2 separate regions of the Homo sapiens genome follow, and region 2 is linked to region 1. The links are chromatin loops, found by intact Hi-C in ENCODE. Cell type or tissue: stomach. All regions are shown on one strand. Each heading gives the region's core, and the rest is flanking DNA. Links, peaks and the distances in the headings are about the cores only. Region 1 holds the start of LINC01545 (long intergenic non-protein coding RNA 1545). Region 2 overlaps JADE3 (jade family PHD finger 3).

Region 1 (9,425 bases), core at 1-8,000:
TTGTCATGATTGTAAGTGGTATTGTGTTTTTAATTTGTCTTCACATTCATTGGTCATTGTTAATATATAGAAATGCAATTAATTTTTATGTGTTGATCTTGTTTCCTCTGACCTTACTAAACTCACTTACTAGTTCTAGGAATTTTTCAGCAGATTCTTTGGGATTTTCTATGTAGACAATCATATTATCTGTGAATAGGGACAGTTTTATTTCTTCCTTTCCAATCTGTGCGCATTTTATTTCCTTTTCTTGCCGTCTTGTTCTAGCTAGAACATTCAGTACAATGTTGAATAAGAGTGGAGAGAGTGGACATACTTGCCTTGTTCCTTATCTTAAGGGGAAACATTGTCTTTCGCCATTAAATATGATAGTTGCAGGTTTTTTGTAGATGCTCTTTATTGAGTTGAGAAAGTACCTCTCTATTCACAGTTTGCTGAGAGTTTTTATTATGAGTGAATGCTGAATTTTGTCAAATGCCTTTTCTGCATCAAGTTATATGATCGTGTGATTTTTCTTCTTTAGCCTGTGGATATGGTAGATTACATTGATAGAATATTGATTTTTGAACCAACCTTTCATAGCTGGAATAAACCCCATTTGGCCATAAAATAATTATTTTTATACCTTGCTGGATTCTATATTGCTAATGTTTTGTTGCAGATTTTTGTGTTAAAGCCCATAAGAGATAAAAGTCTGTAGTTTGGGGGAGATTTTTGCTACAGTCCTTGTCTGGTTTTGGTATTAGGGTAATACTGGCCTTATAAAATGAGTTGAGGAAGTTGTGCAGAAAAGAGTTAACATAACAGGCTCTTGGCAGGCATCTGTGAACTTGGATTTCAGGAGAGCTCTCATTGTTCCCAGAACTGATAAGAATGGCTAACTATATCTAAGCTGTTTGTACAAATGTTATTTATGCTGGGACTAGAACTCAAGTCTCCTGATTCTCAAGCTGTGCAGAAAAGAGTTAACGTGAAAGGCCTCAGTGCTATCCTTTGAAAGCCCTGCATGCAAGGTCGGTCCTTGGATGGCATTTGGAACTTAGATTTGAAGAGGGCTCTCACCATTCCCAGGGCTGATGAGACTGTTCACTGGGCCTAAACTGTTCGTACAAACAATATGGTTTATGCTGAACACTTGTTTTCCTTCTAGGAGTCTGGAGTTTTGGTAAGCGCTAGGCAGAGGGTGCCTATATGACCAACCCCCAGTAAATGTCCTGGGAGCTGAGTTTTTAATGAACTTCCCTGATAGACAACATTTCACACGTGTTGTCACAACTTGTTGCTGGAGGAATTAGTACATCCTGCGTGACTCCACTGGGAGAGGACTCTTGGAAGCTTGTACCTCGTTTCTTCTATACTTCCATGTGCCTTTTGCCTTTGAAGATTTTGTTCTGTGTGCTCTCACCATGAATGTGACTGTCTGCTGCATTCTGAGTCCTCATAGTGAATCATCAAGCCTGGGAATGGTTTGGGGGACCCCTAGCACAGAAGTGTTCCCTCCTCTTTGGTATTATAGAATCTATTGTGTAAAATCGGTGTTAGTTCTTTAAATGTTGGGTAAAATATTCCAGTGAAACCATGTGGACCTGGAGCCTTCTTTTTTCAATAATTTTTACATTATAAATCCTATTTTAAAATAGTTATTAGACTATTCAGATGATAAATTTCATATTGGTCGAGTTTTGGTAGTTTGTAGTTTCAAGGAATTGGTCCATTCCATCTAAGTCGTTGAATTTATATATGTAGGGTTCTTGATAGAATTTCTCTATTTTCCTTTCAATGCCTGCAGGATCTGTAGTAAGATCCCCTGTCTCATTTGTGATTATAGTGACTTATGCCTTCTCTCTTTTTATCTTAGTCAATCTTGCTATAGGTTTATCAACTGTACTGATCTTTTCAGAGGAACAGCGTTTTGCTTAATTGATTTTATCTATTGTTTTCCTATTTTCAATTTCATTGATTTCTGCTGTTGTCTCTTTCCTTCTGCTTGCTTTGAAGTTTTAATTTTGCTCTTCTTTTTATAGTCTCTTGAGGTGGGAGCTTACCTGATTGATTTAAGACCTTACCTCTTCTTTTTTAAAAATTTTAAAAAAATATATTACAAATTTTTCTTTTAGTGGCAAGTGACCGGCAGCCTCTTTTCTAATGTAAGGATTTAGTGCCATAAACTCTCTTGTCAGCACTGCTTTAGCTCCATTCCACAAATTTTAATATGTTATATTTTCATTTTCATTCAGTTCATTGTATTTTTAAAAAATTTCCCTTGAGACTCCTTTTTTGACCTATGTATTAATGAGAAGTGTGTTGTCTAGTTTTCAAATATTTGGAGATTTTCCTGCTGACTTTGTTATTGATTTCTGGTTTGACTCCCTTATAGTCAGAGAACATGACACAGTGGTTCATGCCTGTAATCCCAGCACTTTGGGAGGCTGAGGCAGGAGGATTGCTTGAAGCCAGGAGTTCAAGAGAACATACTCTGCATGGTTTCAATTCTTTTACATTTGTTGAAATTTTGTATGATGCAAAATATGGGTTATGTTGGTGAATGTTTCATGGGTATTTGAAAAGAATGTGAGTTATGCTATTGGGTAGAATGTCCTATAAATTAGGTCCTGTTGCTTTATGGTATTGTTGAGTTCTATAATCCTGCTGATTTTCTGTCTAGTATTTCTATTGCTGAGAGGAGGGTATTGAAGTCTCCAACTATAATCATGGATTTACCTGTTTTTCTTTCAGTTCTATCAGATTTTACTTCATGTATTTTGAAGCCTTATTTATTGGTGCATACATGTTTAGGATTTCTTTGTCTTCTTGGTGGATTGACTCATTTATCATTGTGTAATATCTCTCTTTGTCCTTGGTAATTTTATTTGCTCCAAAGTCTACTTTTCTGATATTAACATATAGCCATATCTGTTTTTATAAATGAATGTCTGTGTAGTATATCTTTTTCTTTTCACTTTCTACCTATGTTATCGTATTTGAAGTAGTTTCATATAGACAGCACATAGAGGGTTATTTTTTTAAAAATCCATTTTGTGATTCTCTGCCTTTTAATTCATGTATTTAGACCATTTAATTAGAAGATAATTATTGGTATCTTAGGGCTTAAGTCTAATGTTTTATTATTTGCTTTTTGTCTGTTCCCTCTATTTCTCATTCCTCTGTTTGCTGTTTCTGGCCTTACTGTGGGTTACTTGAATATGTTTTAGAACTCCGTTTTACTTTATTATAATGTTTTTGAGTATATCAGTGTGTATAGTTTTCTGTTTTTTAGGTGTTAAAATATACACATATAACTTATAGTGTATTGTTATCAACATTTTACCACTTTTAGTAAGGGGTAGAAACTTTATTTTCCTTTAGGTTCCTTTATCCCTTACCCTCCCACTTTTTTTTCTTTTTTAGACATAGTCTTGCTCTGTCGCCCAGGCTGGAGTGCATGGCGCAACCTGAGCTTACTGCAACCTCTGCCTCCTGGGTTCAAACGATTCTCGTGCCTCAGCCTCCCGAGTAGCTGGGACTGCAGACATGCACCACCACGCCTGGCTAATTTTTGTATTTTTAATAGAGCTGAGGTTTCTCCATGTTGGTCAGGCTTCTCTCGAACTCCTGGCCTCAAGTGATCTGCCTGCCTCGGCCTCCCAAAGGGCTGGGATTACAGGCGTGAGCCACCGCACCCGGCCTGTCCTCCCACTTTAAAAATATAATTTCTATTTCTTGTACATACATTGAACCCACATCAGATGGTGTTACAATTTTTGCTTCAACAATTCAACATAATTGAAAGAAATTCATTAGGAAAAGGATAGTCTATTTATATTTATCCTTATTTTTTATACATTTCATTGTTTTCCTTCCTTTCTGAAGTTTCAGGCCTCCTCCTGCTATCATTTCCTTTTCGTTTGGAGAACTTCCTTTAGCTATTCATTAATAGTAAGTCTGCTAGTGAAATTTTTATAAATTTTCTGTCATCTGAGAATGTCTTTATTTCCCCTTTATTCCTGAAGGATATTTTCACTGAACATGGAATTCCAAGTTGACAGTTCTTTTCTTTCATCACTTGAAAAATGTACCACTTCCTTCCGGCCTTTATGGTTTCAGATGAGAAATCCACTATGATTTAAATCAGTGTTCCTCTATAGGTAATGTGTGTTTTTCTCTCTAGCTGCTTTCAAGATTTTTTTTCTCTATCTTTAGTTTTCAAAAGTTAGTTATGATGTGTCTTGGTGTGGATATTTTTGGGTTTTCCTGGCCTACTTTTGTGGACTGTGTAGTTCCAATGACAGTTTAGTTTTTAGAACCCTTGTGGCACTATTCTGGTCTGCTTTGTGTGCTACTCCCAAGCCACGTTGAAAACCTGAGTGGTATGCCACACAGTAGTTCAGTTGTCAGACCTGCAGACCTGGTGATTTACTTAGTTTCACGCTTGGGTCAGACAGGTGTCTTTCCAGGACTTCCTATGCAGATGTAAAGAATGCCTTTCTGCAGCTCCTTCCTCTCTAAGATCCCTTCTGCACTCTAATTGGAAGGGTGAGGGGCACCAGCTGCCACTGGCAGATAAGGGTGAAAGTCCAGACTCCTCACTCAGTCTCCACTGACATGGCAACAGTGGGGAGGGGAGCACCTGTCTGCATCCTCTGCTGATGCCTGCTGGGAGCCGGGCAGCAGATGTCCAGATTCCCCACTAGTTCTCTGCTGACACCACTGGTGGGAAAGTAAAGTACCTTCCCAGCTGCCTGCCACTTGATGGGGCTCGGGAGACTCCCCACTTGGTCCCCGTCATGGTGCCTGTGATGGAAAGTGCCTCCCTGGGCCGTCTGGTGCCACTGGGTGAGGGGTTGGGAGATGCTAGGCCGGTAGGGGTTGAAAGTACTAATCCTGCCTACCTGCTGCTGCTGGGTCGGGGACAAGCGTCTGGACTCCGTGCTGGGTATACGCTGATGCTGCCAGCAGGGCTGAGCACGCCTCCTCCGGCTGCCTGGTGTGACTGGGGCTCCCCCTAGCTCTTGGCTGTTGCCCAGCGTGGTAGGAAAGTGCTTCCCTGGTACCGCTGGGACTCCCACTCAATCCTGTCTGGTGTTCCCATGGGGGAAGAAGGCGGCTTTTTGCCCAGCCACCTGAGGCTACTGAATGGGGGACAGAGCTCTTCCAGTCCCTACTCAGTCTCACTCTGCTGACACCACAGGGTTCAGCTTGGGTAGGGCTGGTGCTGTCCACAGGGTTTTACTTATGCTGGGCTGGGTTTTTCTCCTTTCCCAGTCCTTTGGCCACAAAGAACAGGTTTTTGTTTTGTTTTGTTTGTCTGCTCTGATTGGAGATTCTAGGTTGCAGGCTTCTCCAGCACCCAGTCTGGAACATACAGAAGATAAAAAGAAAAGCCAGGAGCCCATCACAGTGTCGTTCCTCAAGTCCTGAAGTCTCTAGCCAGTCCACTTTCTTCTTTCCACCTACCAGTCCCCTTATGATGGACTTTTGTATTACTTTTAGGAATTTTAATTGTACTTAGCATGGAAAAGCAAAGAGAAATGGGTCTATGTCATCTTGTTTGAAGCTTGGTTACCTTACATTTTAAAATAAATTAATGAGGGCGGGCACGGTGGCTCACGCCTGTAATCCCAGCAATTTGGGAGGCCAAGGCAGGCGGATCACTTGAGGTCAGGAGTTCGAGACCAGCCTAGCCAACATGGCAAAACCTCGTCTCTACTAAAAATACAAAAATTAGCCAGGCATGGTGGCAAGCGCGGGTAATCCCAGCTACTTGGGAGGCTGAGGCAGGAGAATTGCTTGAACCTGGGAGGTGGAGGTTGCAGTGAGCAGAGATCATGCCACTGTACTCCAGCCTGGGTGACAGAGTGAAACTCTGTCTCGAAAAAAAGAGAGAAAAATTAATGAAATAATTAACAGATAAAGTTTTCAGTTTCAGTTGGAAAACACAAAGAATTTACACCTCCCGGGCTCAAGTGATTCTCGTGCCTCAGCCTCCTGAGTAGGGATTACAGGTGTGCGTCATCACACCTGGCTAATTTTTGTATTTTTAGTAGAGATGGAGTTTCACCATGTTGGCCAGGCTGCTCTCAAACTTCTGAGCTGAAGTGATCCACCTGCCTCAGCCTCCCAAATTGCTGAGATTACGGGCATGAGCCACCGCACCTGGCCTCTTTTTTTTTTCCCTTTTTTTTTCTTTTTTTCATTCATAAAATGAAACTGATAATGCTTGGACTTTGGTGGAAAGATACTTTCAGAAAGTATAGGGGATTATTTATCTGTCTTTGTTGAGCCACTGGTTGATGAAACTGGATGCAAGAGCTTTAAACTGCTGAAACACTCTGATAGTGTAACTCACCTAAAATGGGCTCAAGGAACCAAAAAAGAAAAGGCCAAAGAACTATAAAGAAGTAAAAGATCAATCTTGGCAAGACCTCCCTTCCTTTTTCTCCTTTCTCTCCAATCTCTTTCTTGCCCATCACGCCAAATTTCATATGATAAAAATCAATAACTGGCCCAATTTTCCTTAGACAAGTAAAATACCTACTTTCCATGAGTTACTTTGTCTGTGCACAGTAATACCTATGTAAATCCATACACAAATGCTCTGGAAGGATACAGACCAAACTGATAATTGTAGTTCCCAATGGGAGTGGGGATTGAAGAAGATTTTAGATTTATCTCCAATTTTTTCATGTAAAAAAAAAACAAAACCCTGTATTATTTGTGTAATTAACAATTAATAGCTGGGCACAGTGGCTCATGCCTGTAATCCCAGCACTTTGGGAGGCCGAGGTGGGCGGATCACAAGGTCAGGAGATCGAGACCATCCTGGTGGTTTCACCAACATGGTGAAACCCCGTCTCTACTAAAAATACAAAAATTAGCCGGGCGTGGTGGCGCGTGCCTGTAGTCCTAGCTACTTGGGAGGCTGAGGCAGGAGAGTCACTTGAACCAGGGAGGCGGAGGCTGCAGTGAGCAGAGATCATGCCACTGCACTCCAGCCTGGCAACAGAGCGAGACTCCATCTCAAAAAAAAAAATTAATAATGAAACAAAAACAATGTGTGCATTTGCCAAGACATGTGAGTCTGATATTGAACAGAATTTAAGATATGCTTTTTTCTCAATCAAAAATTATTTCACACTCTTGAAAACTAGTGACACCTAATATTTGCTCAGAATTTCACCACCATGACTCCGAAGAACATTTTCAGATAAAATTAGGAAAATTGCTGATTTTTCAAATAAAAAGCAATTGTAAACTCCAGCAACTTTATCTGTATTTATTGTTGAAGTGATAACATGTAAAAATGGTCTCCCTATGCACATAAGTAAATACAAAGCCACCTACAGTGAATCTTTATAGTCAATTTGATAAATTAATGAGCACTGGAAACCTCACTTGATTCTTCGCTACACAGTGATATCCAAAATAGTGCTGCTAGATAGAATCTGCAAAAAAATTGGAGAGGACTTTTAACTCATAGGACTTCACTTATGAAGTCTGTATTCATAGAAGGAGGCAAAAAAAATCAATATTTGTGGAACATCTACTGTGTTTCAAGTGTCTAACTTATGTTTTCTCATCTAATCCTTCCCAAGCCCTCAAGACAATAATCATTATTTCCCATTTTACAGGTAAGCAAACTAAGGCTCAGAGAGAAAATAACTTGTCCAACATTATTACTGGACAGTAGGCACACTTCAAAATAAAATGCTTTCTGCTCTTGTGTAGGTTCAAGTATTTCAAAGCACCTACCATTTCTAACTCAAGGGAGAGTGGATTCATTAAACATTTGTGACATGAGAAAATGATTTCTACAAATGAAATACACATCTGTTCTTTGAAATCCTTCTCAGGTGTTAACTTCAATTGAATTGAATAACTAACTTTTTAAATCAATGAACGGAAAACAGTTTAGTGGAATTAGGTAATAGCATACACCCAATGAGTGAGTTATAATCAGTATAGCTTCCTTTTACCAGATGGCTAATGACCTTCATAGACCAAATACATGTTACAACTGATGCCATGGATCCGTAATATTGACACTCTCTCCATAGAAGCCTATCTTAGCTTGTGATTTATTTTCACAAAGAACAAAATGTTCACTGATGGAAGTTAAAATCAAAATGAAACACCAAACATCACTGTAGTGGTCAGTTTTGTTTTTTGTTTTGTTTTGTTTTGAGACGGAGTCTTACTCTGTTGCCTAGGCTGGAGTATGGTGGTGTGATCTCGGCTCACTGCAACCTCCACTTGCTGGATTCAAGTGATTCTCCTGCCTCAGCCTCTCAAGTAGCTGGGATTACAGGCACTCACCACCACGTCTGGCTAATTTTTGTATTATTAGTAGAGACGAGGTTTCACCAGCCTTGAGGCCAGGCTGGTCTCGAACTCCTGGTCTCAAGTGACCCGCCCGCTTCAGCCTCCCAAAGTGCTGGGGTTATAGGCATGAGCCACTGTGCACCTGGCCTGTAATGGTCAGTTTTATGTGTTAACATAGCTAGGCTATAGTCCCTAGTTTATAACTGGCTAACATAAGCCAGTTATTCCATTAAAATCTAATCTAGGTGGTGCTGAGAGGTATTTTGTAGATGTGAATCAAGTCTATAATCAGTTGACTTTATGTAAACAAGATTATCCTAGATAATCTGGTGGGCCTGAATCAATCAGTTAAAGGCCTTAATAGCAGAATGGAGGCTTTCCTGAAGAAGAAATTCTGCCCATAGACAGCAGCATTGGCTTGTGCTCGAGAACTCCTGCCTGTCCTTTCTGATGGCCTGCTCTAAGGATTTCAGATTTCAGGCTTGCCTAGCTAGCCACCACAATCACATAAGCCAGTTCATCTATATCTATACCTATATCTATATCTATATCTACATGTGTCTCCTAATGGTTCTGTTTCTCTGTTAGAATCCTGACTGATACAATCACTATCTTTATTTTATATATAAATCCATAACTTATATGCACTTAAGAAAAAAAAACTAATTTTCCCTGGATTTCATATTCTTTCTTTGGATTGGATTTTTCTCCATCAGAAATTTCAAAAGGGATTAAGAAAGTGTCTGACTCCAGAGAATGCTCAGCTTCAGAGACTATCCATAATTTTCTTTCTTTCTTTTCTTTCTTTTTTTTAGATGAAGTCTTGCTCTGTCGCCCAGACTAGAGTGCGGTGGTGCGATCTCAGCTCACTGCAACCTCTGCCTCCTGGATTCAAGCAATTCTCCTGCCTCAGCCTCCCAGGTGCACGCCACCATGCCTGGCTAATTTTTGTAGAGACAGGGTTTTGCCATGTTGGCCAGGCTGGTCTTGAACTCCTGACCTCAAGTGATCTGCCCGCCTTGGCCTCCCAAAGTACTGGGATTACAAGCATGAGCCACCATGCCCGACCCATAATTTTCCATATTAGAAGTAAACTGCCCCATGTG
Region 2 (9,520 bases), core at 963-8,962, 50 kb before region 1:
GACACTTCAAGAGGGCAGAGACTATGCCTGTGTTGTTCACTGTGATAACCACAGAGCCTAACACGGTGCCTGGTACATACTGGGCACTCATCAAACATATGAATGAAGAATGAATCAGGGCTCACTCCCCTTCCCCAACACTACACACCTCCTGTGTCTAAGGCACATGGCCTAAGCTAGGTCGACAAGTCAGCCAAGTGTTTTGACAGAGGTATTGGGAAAGAGGCACTGCATTGCTACAGATACAGTCTGCCTGAGAGTGAAACTAAATCACAGGAACACACAGGTGAGAAAAGGAGATTTGGGGCTGCAATAACAGCCTGGATGTTGCCATTCCTAAAGTCAGCAGCCTGTGGACTTCATTTACCAGTAAACCCTCTTTCTGTTACTTAGGCTAATTTAAGTCAGGACTCTGAGATGTATAACTAAGAATCCTTATAGAAAAATAGTAACTGGAATTAGGCACGTGGTTGGTCCTAAAGAACAAGAGAAAGACTACCAGGAAGCCTAACTTGTGATGTCCCAAGCTACTGGCCTAGGGAGTCCTTACAGTTCCTTAAATTATAAAAAGGGTTGGTTATTGTTCAGGGAGAAAAGATGCCCTGGCTGGGAAGTAGAGCACAAGCATCCTGGCTGGTCATTATCCTAAAAACTACTTTATTTGTGGAAACTCAAACCAGATCTCCCAATAGGCTACAGAGAGACAAAAATCTCCCTTATTTTCAATGGGGGTAGATATAATTATTGCAAATAAAAAGCTTGAATATCACTTCAAACTAGATTCTAAACCACATTAATAAAGCATTGGCTGGATAAGCACTTGAAAAAGAAAACAGTCACTAGCAGCCAGCATAGGCTCTCTAAGAACATGACACACCCAACTTACTTTAGGCTCTTTTCTGTTCCAGTCACTCATTTATTGAGAAAATTGTTTATAGGTACAGTAATACGTGGAGGCAGCTGACAGGATTTTCCTGCTGATAGATTAAAAAAAATGCAGGCTGCAGGCAGGTAATCCTGAAGGTAGGAGTCTTCTGGTGGGACACAGAGCTATGCCCTTGGCCCTATCTTGATCAAAACTTTGATGAGTAACATAGATGAATTTAGGGTTATTGACCCTAAGAGGGATAACATTCATCAAAGAAAAGAGGAGAATTCAAAAGCAAATATTATAAGCAAAAACAGGATGAAATTTAACTAGAACATATGTAAAGTCACTGCAATTAAATTGTTTCCCAAATACAGGATGATAGCAGTTTCAGCTTTTGATGTCAGTAAACACCACAGTTTAGTGATGCAGCTACTAAACTCGGGCTGAATTCAGAAACATAATGTCTACCTCAGTTGGACAACAACTGGACAACCATGTTCCAATCTGAGTACCATTAATGGTGACCAATGAAAGTGCATCCAGAGAGGGGAACCAAGACTAGAAAAAGTTTGGGGATCATATCACATAAATGACCATTGAAAGGGTGAGAGATGGTGTAGCCGCCTGGGAAAGCAAAGACAGAATCCTATAAAACTGAAAATATCCAAACCCTATGACCCAGCAATCCTATTTCTAAACATATATCTGGAGAAACTCTCACAAATTTGCACAATGATCAACATAGAACTGTTTATAAAAGCAAAATTCAGAAAGTAGTTAGGTTTCCATCAATAGAACGGCTAGACAGAATAAGGTTCATTCATACTCTGGAATACTTTGCAGCAGTTAAAAACAATGAAGTGGGTCTATAATCAATCAGGATAGACTAAGTTTGCCAAGGTAACAAAAGGAACCTAAAATCTGAGTGGCTTAACACAACCAAAGTCTGTTTATTCCGTATGCTACATATTTAAAGTGAGTTGGTAGGAGAGCTTATTGTAGTTATTCTTGACCTAAGCTGTCAGAAGCTCCATCTCTACCGGCCAGGGGAATGGAATGTGGCAAATCTCATATTAGCTCTTAAAATTTCCATTTGGAAGTGCATTCATTACTTTTACTGACATTTCAATGACCAAAGCAAGTCACAGGGCCACGCCTAACCTCAAAAGGGACAGGAACTACAATCCTACCACATGCCCAAATGGCAGACAGCCAAAAACATCATGTGACATATAATAATACATACTATGCAAAGATTAATAGAAAACATATGAAAAGATCTAAGATATTTTGCTGTGTAGAAAAAACAGACACATTCATAATACCACCATTTATGTAAATTAAAACATAGATCCAAAACAAATCTATATATCGTTTATATCTATCTATCTATCTATCTATCTATCTATCTATCTATCTATCTAATCTATCTGAAACTGAGGAGGGAGGAGGATGACATTAGAAGAGGTGACCAAAGGAGAAATAAGCATTTCTGTAATGTTTTAGTCCCTTTATTTAAAAATGGTGGCTCATGCCTATAATCCCGGCACTTTGGGAGGCTGAGGCAGGTGGACTGCTTGAGCTCAGGAGTTTGAGATCAGCCTTGGCAACATGGAGAAACCTCATTTCTACCAAAAATTAAAAAAAAATTAGCTGGAAGTGGTGGTGCACATCTGTGGTCCCAGCTACTCAGGAGGCTGAGGTGGGAGGCTCACTGGAGCCCGGGAGGCAGAGGTTTCAGTGAGCCGAGATCATGCCACTGCACTCCAGCCTGGGCAACAGAGACCCTGAGAAAGAAAAGAAAAGAAAAAAGAAAGGAAAGGGGAGGGGAGGGGAAGGGGAAGGGGAGAAAACAAAGGGGAAAAGGAAAAGGAAAGAAAAGAAAGAAAAAAAAGAAAAAAGGAAGGAAGGAAAGAAAGAAAGGAAAGGAAGGGAAGGAAGAAAGTAGCTGGGCATAGTGATGCACACCTGCAGTACCAGCTACTTGGGAGTCTGAGGTGGGAGGATCGCTTGAGCCCAGGAGTTCGAGGCTGCACTGAGCCATGATTGCGCGACCGCACTCCAGCCTGGCTGACAGAGTGAAACCCTGTCTCTAAAATAAACAAGCAAGAAAAAAAGAAAAAAAGATATTACAAAATCTTAATTGTTGATAATTCTGGCTGGTAGAGAATATGAGTATTTATCATATTATTCTTTGAATTTTTCCATTATATTAAAATCCTTGAAATAAGTTGTTACATGAATCAGAAATGTTTTAGCTTAAAAGGCCACGGGGGCCAAGCGCGGTGGCTCAGCCTGTAATCCCAGCACTTTGGGAGGCCGAGGCAGGTGGATCACTTGAGGTCACGAGTTCAAGGCCAGCCTGGCCAACATGGTGAAACCCCTTGTCTACTAAAAATACAAAAATTAGCCAGGTGTGGTGGTGTGTGCCTCTAATCCCAGCTACTTGGGAGGCTGAGGCAGGAGAATCACTTGAACCCGGGAGGCAGAGGTTTCAGTGAGCCAAGATGGCACCACTACACTCCAGCCTGGGCAACAGAGCGAGACTCTGTCTCAAACAAAACAAAACAAAACACACAAAAAAAGGCCACGGGTGGGAGAAAGGGGAATGGGAAGTAGGAAAATAGATAGCTTTAAATATTTTGGACAAAAGAGATTTGCTGTGTGTGACTATGGAGAGGAGAGCCAGGAATGATACTGACAGTTCCTGAAAGGCAGATTTTGGCTTGGGAATAAAGAACCACCAATCTGTTAAGGTTTTTGGTCTTATTTTTTTTAGTAGCCTCAAAACTGTATGGAGGAAAAATATGTATTCTTTGGGGTAAAAAATAATGTTGTCAAGAGTCAGACAACCACCTGTCTGACAAATACTGTGGCAAGGATTCCTGCACTGGGAAGGAATTTGGATTTGGTAATCTCCAAGTTCCCTACAATTCTCACGTTCCATCAACCTTGGACTGGAACCTCTCAGTTTCTAAATTCTAGTTCACAGGCTCTGGGAAATGCACCACAGTTATCCCAAGGAAAACTTCAAAAGATAATGCAACAGTCTGAACACAATACAAATCTGAATTGTGTTACCTGGGAATATTTCACAATCAATAAGGAATAAATCACTTAATTGGGACTAATAGTTATTATAGGCAAGAGAGTCACAAGAATTATACTGGCCTTGAATAAAGCTAGCTTTAATTCTCACACCCCGATCAACCTTATGCACATAATTAAATCAGTATTATTTGGAGAACTATTGCCTGTTTAATTACTGTTTCTGTGACTTGTTATTTGTTCTCCCAGTACCAAAGGCAAATTGCTCCCACAGCTAAAGAGATCTCCACAGAAACATCCCACTGAAATAAACATTCCTTTATAAAATGGAAGAGTAAGAATAATGAATGTGTTTTCTTTTAAACTAGTTGCTTTGGCTGCTGTCAAAAGAAAAAATAAAAGTCTTAGCAATGGAAAACAAGTATCACTTCTATGAGGAGGGCCAGTCTGGCATAAAGATAGTGAGGTAAAAACTCAAGCAGCTCTCTGCTGCTACCCTGCTCCCAGCCAAGAAGATAAGGGATTTCAATAGGAGTAAATGAGACAACATGTTATAGCTGAGGATTTTCTTTCAAAAAGGTACCATACCTTTTAAACCAGTAAGGTTCTTTGCTGTACACAGTTAATATATGCCTAGAAGGTTATAAGTTGAGCAGCCTTTGCATGCCTGGAACCTGACAGATCTCAACAGACACCTGGGAAGCCCACTGTGGCTTTTAAAGAATGCATATTTCTGGCTGGGTGCGGTGGCTCACACCTATAATCCTAGCACTTTGGGAGGCCAAGGTGGGCAGATCACTTGAGGTCAGGAGTTTGAGACCAGCCTGGCCAACATGGCGAAACTTTGTCTCTATTAAAAATATAAAAATTAGCTGGGTGTGGTGGTGCATGCCTGTAATCCCAGCTACTCAGGAGGCTGAGGTAGGAGAATAGCTTGAACCCGGGAGGCAGAGGCTGCAGCGAGCCGAGATCGCACCACTGCACTCCAGCCTGGGCAACAAAGTGAGACTCCATCTCAAAAAATAAAAATAAAAATAAAAAATAAAGAATGCATATTTCTACCACAAAAATACTGAAAGCATGCTGCAACATAAAAACATGTGCTCTGCCCATGTGTTTTTGCTCGTTTAGGATTTCCTTCCTTCAGTGATTCTGTACCACATAACTAACAATAGGAAATACTTTCATAAAAGTGACTGTTATTTAGTAGTTTCTTCTATTAACTTTCAAAACTAAAACCAAACCAAACAAAACCAAAAAACAGCCCACAAAGCTCTTAAATATTCCCAAGTTAATGAGGTTAGTATGGCTTAAATATACCTTCTTTCTAGACCCACATTCCTGACTGTGCTGGAGTTTCATGTGTCCTGGTCTCTGTTACCCACCAGAAATACCATGTGAGGCAGAAAGCCCCAATATGCTGGAAAAGCAGCTGCCTAGACCACCACAATGCCTTGCAGAGACACAGTTGGGGCCCTAATCTATGAGCAAAACCTGATTCCCACCCCCCTCCAGGTTTCTCCATCCTTCAAATGCAAGCACTTAACATCCTAAAATGTCACAAAGCAGTGCATTTATCCTTGGGAGATAGAATTTGGTGATAAAATGCAAGACTGTAATGTTAGGAAGGACAGAGTGTGGGGAAAGCCAGAGACAAACAGGAGAGGGAGGAGGAGAAAGGGGTTGAGGAATGAAGTTCTGCAGGGCAAAGGTTACTGGAAAACAGCAGGACAGAAGCAAGAGACTACGACAGAGAGGCAGGGCCAAGGAAAACAACGAGGTCAATGATATGCTACACAAAGACAAAGAACTGTGCTTCCAGATGAGATTACCACATATGCCTTTAGAGAAGTGGTTCTGTTTTTCAGGGGGTCATTATGTATTCAGCCAATAGTGCAGCTAATCTGCTTACTCTTAGCAACTTTTGTCCACCTAACTGCACCAAACACTACATATCTGAAACTATTATTTCAGAGATATAAATACTTTAAGGGGGAGGGAAAGCAACCCAAAACATCCATTAAAATATCAGTGAAGACTTCCGGTTCCAAGTAAGATGGTATAAACACACACGTAACCTTTCTGTTGACCAAATGCAACTATAAAATCTGTAAAGAAAATATGGGCAACTATTAGAGAACTCTTAAAAGTATATAACAGCAGGCGATCAAGAAAGAATGCCAGAATGCGGAGTACAACTGAACTGGCAGTGACTTAACCACTTTTTTTCTTCCAGTATTCACTGGCCTGAATTCAACACAATGAAATCTGAAAGTGAGCACTGTGGTTAGAGCACATGTTCTGGTTCAAGGTGCTTTTTTGGAAAAGGGAACTACTAATGCTCAGAGAAACTGGAGTGGTGAGGTGGCGGTGGGGGGCGGTGGGGGGGGAATCCCCTGGGTTTTTCTCTCCTTTTTCTCCCCTTTCTAATGTCTAGAAAATCCCATGGTAGAGGCTGTGGCAGCAGCAACAAAAAGTAACTGGCATAGGGAGACTGTACGAGCTAAAACTCTGAAAGAGAGAGAAGAAACTTCTGTCCATTTGGTGGAACTATGGCTCCAAAAGGGCAAAGCCAAATCCCATTGCTTTTTTTTTTTTTGAGACAGTCTCGCTCTGTCACCCAGGCTGGACTGCAGCGATATTGGCTCACTGCCACCTCTGCCTCCTGGGCTCAAGAGATTCTCCTGCCTCAGCCTCCTGAGTAGCTGGGATTACAGGCACACACCACCATGCCCGGCTAAATTTTATATTTTCAGTAGAGATGGGGTTTCACCATGTTGGCCAGGCTGGTCTCAAACTCCTGACCTCACGTGATCCATACGCCTCGGCCTCCCAAAGTGCTGGGATTACAGGCGTGAGCCACCGCACCTGGCCTCCCATTGATTTTTCTTACTTTTTTTCTCTCTGTTTGCCTGCCCCTTGTGCCCTAGAGGCAGTGTATTGTGAAAGTGTGTAGTTTCTCACTGGAGGACTAAAAAGGAAAGCCCTGGAAAAGTAGAAAGTACCAGAGAAATAACAACGAAGGAAGAGCTCAGGAAAACAAACTCACAAAAAGTTGCTTACAAACTCCTGGGAAGGCCTCCACTTCCTCACAGGTGGATCTGATTCTAATTAGCATATCAAAGACTTGGAGAAATGAGTTAACACACACTTAGGTCCCTGACTGACAGGTGGGTGGCACACACACGACAGAGGTGAACAGCACTGCAAAGCCATTGAATACTGAACTGATATTTGAACTACACCCCACAGAAAGTGAGATGGAACTTGCAGTCTGAACCTAACCAGACCAACTGCTGCTGAAACAAATACATTGACATTCTCCATGGGGTTGAAACAAGATCCAGAGTCTCATAACATAATATCCAAAACATCCAGGATAAAATCCAAAATTATGCGATATACAAAGAACCATGAAAATGCCAGCTCACATGAGAAAAGACAACAGATGCCAACAATGAGATGACACAAATGTTGAAATTATCTAACAAGGACTTTAAAGCAGCAACTCTAAAAATGCTCAGATTGCCATGCATGGTGGTCTGCACCTATAGTTTCAGCTACCCAGGAGGCTGAGGTGGGCAGATCACTTGAGCCCAGGAGTTTGAGTCCAGCCTGGGCAATAGAACAAGATCTTGCTTCTAAAACAACCACCACCACACACTCAAACAGGCAATCACCAAACCTGAACACTCTTGAAAGAATGTTAAAATAGAAAATATCAGTAAAAAGAAGATATAATGATAACCAAATGGAAACTCTAGAACTGAAAAAACAACCGAAATAAAAATTAACTGGAAGAACACAACAGCAGAATGGAGGAGGCAGGCAACCTGAAGACAGATAAACTGGCCAATCTAAACGAAAAAAAGATTGGAAAAAAAAAATAACAAAGCCTCAGGGACCTGTGGGATAACAATAAAGGATCTAACATCTAACATTTGTATAACTAGAATCTAACACAGAGACGAAAAAGAGTGTGATGATAATTTTTTTTTTTTTTTGAGACGGAGTCTCACTCTGTTGCCAGGCTGGAGTGCAGTGGTGCAATCTCCGCTCACCGCAACCTCCACCTCCCGGGTTCAAGCAATTCTCCTGCCTCAGCCTCCCAAGTAGCTGGGACTACAGGCGCATGCCACCATGCCTGGCTAATTTTTGTATTTTTAGTAGAGACGGGGTTTCACCATGTTGGCCAGGCTGGTCTCGAACTCCTGACCTCAAGTGATCTGCCTGCCTCGGCCTCCCAAAGTGCTGGGATTACAGGCTGGGTGCGGTGGCTCATGCCTGTAATCCCAGCACTTTGGGAGGCCGAGGCAGGCGGATCACTTGAGGTCAGGAGTTCGAGACCAGCCTGGCCAACATGGTGAAACTCCGTCTCTATTAAAAACACAAAAGTTAGCCAGAAATCGCTTGAACCCGGGAGGCGGAGGTTGCAGTGAGCCGAGACTGTGCCACTGCACTACAGCCTGGGCAACAGAGCGAGACTCTGTCTCAAAAAAATAAATAAAAATAAAAAATAAAAATAAAAAAAAGTTTAAAACTGCCAAGACACTAAGAACACCAAACAGAATAAATACAAAGGAATCTACACCTAGGCACATCATGATCAAACTGCTGAAAACTAAAGACAAAGAACTGAAGAAACAGACAATTGGACACTAACAGAGTTTAACATTCCACTCTTGGTAATAAATAGAACTAGAAAAAAATAAAGAATATACAAAACCTAAACAAGAACTATTTTAAAAATTGACCTAACTGGTATCTACAAAACACTCCAAGAAAAGCAAAATATACATGCTTTTCAAGTACACAAGCTATATTTCCCAGGAATTATTGGTAGGACTATAAAAGGGTTCAGCCACCTTGGAAAACTGGCAGTTTCTTTAAAAAATTAAATATAAATTTAACATACAGCCCAGCAATTCTACTCCTAAAATTCTACCCAAGAGAAATGAAAACTTATGTCTACACAAGGATATGTACATGAATGCTCACTGCAGCACTGTTCATGAGAACCAAAAGCTGGAACTATCCCAAATACCCATCTGCTAGCAAAGGAATAACCACGATGTGGTACATCCACATGATGGAATATTATTCAGCAACAAAAAGGAATGAATTATTGATATGTTGTACCACCACAGATAAACCCCCAAAACATTATACTACGTGAAAGAATCTGGACACACAAGACCATATGTTATACGCTTCTATTTATATGAAATGTCCACATCTACAATGGCAGAAAGTAGATTAGTAGTTGCTTAGGGCTGAGGGGAGAAGAGTGGAGTGACTGCAAATGAGTACAAGGGATTTTATTAGCGTGATGGAAATATTCTAAAACTGAGTTATGGAGATGGTTGCACAACTTAGTAAATTCATTAAAAGGCATTGAATTATATACTTATGCAGGTGAATTTTGTGGTATATAAATTATACTTCAATAAAGTTGTCATTTTAATAATTTTACATAAGTGAAACTATACAGTATGTAAACTTTTGAGATAGGCTATTTTTCATTCAGCATAATGCTTTTGAGAGCCACCCAAGTTGATCCACTTATGAATAGTTTGTTTCTTTTATTACATTTTATGAATG

What was found. Peaks named below come from ENCODE experiments on the same cell type or tissue, not always from the same donor. Only the 100,000 strongest peaks of a DNase experiment are listed, where the experiment ranks them.
Region 2: it touches region 1 in a loop (1.9-fold over the local background); 8 of 110 quality-filtered maps call a loop at or near these places.

The regions. Positions count from the first base shown.
Region 1 is chrX:46,899,419-46,908,843 of GRCh38, reverse strand. It overlaps LINC01545 (long intergenic non-protein coding RNA 1545), which reads left to right and starts at 9,140. Exons shown (of 4, transcript NR_046101.1): 1 at 9,140-9,240. RefSeq lists an enhancer at 4,633-4,892. In stomach, for the core only: CTCF peaks have their summits at 4,742 and 4,946; DNase peaks (open chromatin) are centred at 4,723 and 4,973; H3K4me3 peaks cover 531 bases; H3K27ac peaks cover 257 bases.
Region 2 is chrX:46,949,989-46,959,508 of GRCh38, reverse strand. The region is part of intron 1 of JADE3 (jade family PHD finger 3); the gene reads right to left. Among named protein-coding and RNA genes, the nearest start is that of JADE3, 42 kb to the right of the region's middle. In stomach, for the core only: no CTCF peak of the experiment used is centred there; no DNase peak of the experiment used is centred there; H3K27ac peaks cover 196 bases.